Linked DNA regions of Homo sapiens: region 2 is linked to region 1. A link is an interaction called in ENCODE POLR2A ChIA-PET data of the cell type or tissue named here. Cell type or tissue: OCI-LY7. All regions are shown on one strand.

Region 1 (2,500 bases):
ACCATGGGGTAAAGAGTGTCGGGATAAAAAGCCAACACATTTTATGAAGGCACAGCAGAAGAGAAAGAACCCAGATCTCTAAAGACATTGTTCAGTGGATGAACACATACCCCCGGCTGCTAACCTCCATACATGGTGTTCCATGAGAAAAATAAAGCTCAATGTTTTAACCAGTGCTGGTCAGGTTTTCAGTTACTTATAGAAGAACCCATCCTAATTGATACAATATAGAAGCATCATTAGTGAATTTAATTTTCTTCAAATGGGTGCAGACTGGACAGTGCCCTGCACTTTGCTTTCTTCACTCAGCATGCACCTTTGCAATGTTTCCCATACCCATTCACGTAGGCCTAGCTCATTCTCAGCTGCTTCAGTTTTCTGCTGCACAGAACACATTATAAATAAAGCTGACATCCTACCAATGCACATTTTTATTGGTTGCTTCCAATTTTATCCTACTAAAACGAAGGCCACAAGAAGCATCTCTGTATCTACAACTTAGTGCACTTGTTTCTCTCTGTACAGTAATTTGTGGAAGAGGCAGGCCAGAGACCTCGCCCCTGGCCCCTGTCTTTGTCCCCTGCTCACTCCACGGACTGGGCACACTGAACCCTCCTTGGGTCTCCTGGGCCCACCATTGCCAAGGGCTCACATCTTGATTCCCCTTTTTCTCTACTCACTCTGCTGCCCATCCTGAACACTAGGACATCTACTACCTTGGCCAGAGCCTTGGGTTCCCCTAACCTACATCTCAGTTTGGGTAAGTGGCCTTGAGCTTCTTCCTCGGGGACTGAAACTAAGGCTTGCTCTCATCTGGCTCTCCCTGCAGCCCACTGCTGTCACCCAACCTCACCCCAGCACCTGGGTCTGCTCCCCAGCCCTGCACCATCCACCCCTTTCCAGAACCTGCCCCTTCCTGTTCAGATGAACAGGCCCACATCAGGCCGACTGCCAGGCAAGCTCCCACAGGAAACAGAACAAGCAGCCACACCCCACCTATAACCAGGCTCTGGCCCTGGTTTCAGCACCTGCAACCCACCCCAGAAATTCACACCAGAAACCCAACCTCACAGCCCAACCAAAATCCCATTTGCCACCAGAAGCTGACAAATGCCATTGCTGGGTAGAGGGACACACCAAGATGGAGGTCAGATATCTAAGAACACGCAAAACAGGCATGCAGATTTATGTACCAGCGAAAGCAGATGCATGGAACATTCCATCAGATCTGACTGGTTTATGCTCACCAGCCTGTGCCCAGCCAGCCAGGGCATGCTAAGAGCTGAAACACGCAGGGGAATGCTGTCAGCACAGATGTGCAGGTGACATTTTCAGGGTAAAATCCTGTCTTCTAGGGCAAAAAGCCATCTTCTCTGGCTGGCAGATTCGCAAGGCTGCTTGCATCCAGGCCACAGCCTGCAGTTCCCCCTCCAGCTCACTCCTCTTCACTCATCCCCACCAGCCAGCTACACCCAGGTCTTAGGGAACATCCAGAAGGCAGCGTCCTCTGAGACCACCTGGTCCAGTCCTCTGATTTTACAGATAAGAAAACTGAGGTCCAAAGAGGTCAAAAAAGTCACCCAGTTGCTTTGTGACAGGGCCAGGGACACAAACACTAAAGCCACCTTCATTGAGCACCTCCTCCTATGCTCCCAACTCTCCTTTGAGATATGTAGCATCGCTCCCTTTTCATTGATCAGAAATTGGAGGTTGATAGAGGTCAAGGAACTAGCTCCAGATCACACAGCTGGTGAGGAGCAGAGCTTGGGTACAAACCAGCCAGACAACCCTCCATCCAGGACTCCATCTGCCCCAGCTTTACTAAGGAGGCTTACATCCCCATGACACCACTCCTAGGACAAGAATGAAAACTGTGGGTAAGAGAGGAAGAGAGTGTATGCATTCACCAAAGGGAGGGTTATTATTAAGCAATGAAAATGCGAAAATAGTGTCTAAAACAGAATCTTGCAGGTGTTCAGCCATCTCCTTAAGCAAGGAAGTGCTCACAAAACAATGGATGGGAGCACATCAAAGGGACAATGGGGCCAAGCATGAGGCTCACGCCCCGTGGAATCCCAGCACTTTGGGAGGCTGAGGCAGGAAAATCACTTGAGCTCAGGAGTTCAAGACCAGCCTGGGCAACATAGTGAGACTTCTCCTCTACATAAAATCAAAAAAATCAGGCAAGCATGGTAGCACATGCCTATAGTCCCACCTACTAGGGATGCTGAGGTGGGAGGACCACTTGAGCCTGGGAATTCGAGGAGGCTGCAGTGAGCTATGATCTCACCATTATACTCCAACCTGGGCCACAAGAGTAAGACTCTGTCTCAAAAAAAAAAAAAAAAAGGAGGGGGGGCACCCAGATCCCGAAAAAGCTCCCAATGGCCAAAGTTGGAAGAGTATGAGCAACAAACTACTATTGGATTATAACCCAGAGAATACAATAAGTACCTATGAGCCAACATCGATATAAATAAATGATTGAACAAATAACAGG
Region 2 (2,500 bases), 60 kb after region 1:
GACCACTGTGGACACACACTTCAAGTGCATCACCTCAGCAGCACTGGTCCTGAGAACTCTGGGGAGATGGCAGGCAGTCCTCTGGCTTCCAGGGTCTACTCATACGCTAAGCTCAAGATTGCTGGAGCTCTGAAGGGGCTCTGTGCCACACTGCGGGCTCCTTCCACTGTTTCGGGCATAGCACTGAACCCCGAAGAAAGTTCCAGGCCTAGTTCTGGAACCTCTAGCACATCCCTGAATTTCTCAGAGCTTCAGTTTCTTCCACTGCTCTGCCAAGGGAAGGGAGTCACCTCGTCACCAAGGCATCGTCCAGGTCTGACACTCCATGACTGTGATTCCATTTGGTTTCTTTAAATCCCATTTTTACTTCTTGCTTTAGCACTAAAGCAAACTCCAGGCACTAAACTCAGGAGATGGGCCCATCTCTTTTGCCCCAAGTCCTAACACTCCAGAAAAGGCATCTGGAGCAGTCTGTTCCTTCTGATGCAAAATAAATCCACTGACACTCATCCTCCCTGGGCACCCAGGCCCAGAGCCCAGAGAACAGGCGGCTGCCTAGAGGCATCAAGGCCACCAGCCTCTTTCCCCCTCCACTGCCCTTTAAGTCCTTCCCTGGGCTTGGCTGAGGAGGCAGCAGGGAAAAGAGGCACAACTGCAGGAGAAAGGAGGAGGGCGGGTGGACGTGGCCAGACCCAGGAGGCTGCAGGGAGCTGGGACTCAGCACAGCAGCCTGGGAACTCCACTTTCAGCCTCGGCTAAAACCCCATGCCCAGAGTTCCTCAAAAAGCCCCTCAAGTCCCTCAAAGGCCCCAAAACATGCTGGGTGCTGAAGACAATGGCCTGCAAGCTTCACATGAGAAACTGAGACCCTCTGTCCCCACTCTTCCAGCAAGTTGAGGCCATTTTCTAGGAATGGTGAAGTCAAAGAAGCTGCTCTTTTCACATTACTCAGAAACACGCACTACCCCCAATCACAGATGCCAGCCATGCACAGGGGCCCGTTCTGAAGGCAGGGGCAGGTGCACCAGCCCAGGAGCCCAGAGAAACTACAGCCAGCGCTGCCTCGGCTTAGGGAACCTGCGGCCGGCTTCCTGGGTACAGCCATCGTAGGAAAGAGGGCCTTTCCTCAGCCAGCATCCCTGCCCCTTCCTCCACCACCTTCCCTCTGTGGGACTGCTCCCAGGCAGACCTGGGGCCTCAGCCAGCATGGGCAGGAACTCCCAGAGGACACGGGAAGGACTCCTGAGGTGCGGACTGGAGGTATGGGCGCCTTGCAGCACAGGGCCTAAGAGGAGAGAAGCAGCTCAGCCTCCCCAGGTGGAAGGAGGCACCCCTTTCCTTCCAGGACAGCAACCTGTTGGTTTGTCCCAGGCCTGGTCAGGTGGGGCGAGGCTGCTCCTGGCGAACTAGGGACTCCTCTGCCCAAGCCCCTTCTCAGGGGAGGAGACCGGCATCCTACACACCCATGTCCACCATCCATGAACATTTACTGATCTCTCAGTAAGTCCCAGACCCTGTGCTAGGGTCCCTGCGATCACGAGCTCATAGACCAGATAAGCGCAGAGAAAGTTGTAATTAAACTACCCAATGCAGAACAATGACCAGCCCAGGTCAGGATACAGACCCAGGGCCATGGCTTAAGCAGCAGAGGGCCTGGGGCGTGGGCGGGGGTGCAGGGGAGGGAAAGGTCCAGAGAGAGGGTGTGACCCTGCAGGTCCGGCATAGCCAGGCATGAGGGCACTCCAGGTGGGAATGTGCCGCCCCAACCCCGGGCACCCCCCGGGGAATCCGGCGCCCGGTGACACAGGCCGCCCTCTTTGAGGGCCTGGATTGAGGAAGTTGGGGTCAGAGCTCCAGACTGGAGTCCCTCTTGCTGAATTCCCCTTCCAGACATCAGAGGCAAAGAGGAACCCTCATTCAGAGACCACCTGCACCAGCGCTTCCGGGCTGGGTCAGAAAAACAGGTCGTCCTCGCCGCCCGCGCCGGCGCCTGCAGCAGGTTCCTCTTCTGGGAGCCAGCACGCAGCCAGAGCTCCAGGGAGGGGGGTGCACCCCGGGGGTGGGACCCACGGGGCGGGGCCAGGCGACACCTCGCCCACTGCCGTGACTATGCCCAGCCCCAGCCAAAGCCCGCCCACTGCCGCAGCATGCCACGCCCCCTCCCGGCCCGCCTCGCAGGGTCATGTTCAAGGTCCTGCCCACCGCTCCTCCCACAATCCAGCCTCAGGGAGGGCCTCCAGGCTCACCTTCCCAGCCTCATTCCGCACAGCTTGCTACTCTCCACACGCACCGCCTCCCGTCTCCAGGCATACCAGCCGACCTGTTGGTCGCCTCTTTTCAAGTCCCCCTCATTGCTTAAGACCTTTCATCATTCCTAGGCCTGTGTATAATCTTTCTCTCTTTTACACCCCCCGCCCCTACCCTGGCAATCAGGGCACACATCGAATCCTGCCGGCTACTTTAACAGCTTCAGGCAGACCCCCATGGTTTCCTCCCGGCG

The links. ChIA-PET counts read pairs that join two places held together with the same protein. Peaks named below come from ENCODE experiments on the same cell type or tissue, not always from the same donor. Only the 100,000 strongest peaks of a DNase experiment are listed, where the experiment ranks them.
Region 2: POLR2A ChIA-PET joins it to region 1 with 24 read pairs; 5 of 35 experiments call an interaction of 5 or more read pairs at or near these places.

What each region holds. Positions count from the first base shown.
Region 1 is chr2:8,521,898-8,524,397 of GRCh38, forward strand. No RefSeq gene overlaps it. Among named protein-coding and RNA genes, the nearest start is that of LINC01814, 61 kb to the right of the region's middle. In OCI-LY7, no CTCF peak of the experiment used is centred here; DNase peaks (open chromatin) are centred at 954 and 1,264; H3K4me3 peaks cover 2,338 bases; H3K27ac peaks cover 2,500 bases.
Region 2 is chr2:8,581,789-8,584,288 of GRCh38, forward strand. LINC01814 (long intergenic non-protein coding RNA 1814) reads right to left here and starts at 2,004. Exons shown (of 6, transcript NR_110257.1): 1 at 1,929-2,004. RefSeq lists a silencer at 1,895-2,264 and an enhancer at 1,942-2,500. In OCI-LY7, no CTCF peak of the experiment used is centred here; DNase peaks (open chromatin) are centred at 1,043, 1,293, 1,553 and 2,023; H3K4me3 peaks cover 2,336 bases; H3K27ac peaks cover 2,500 bases.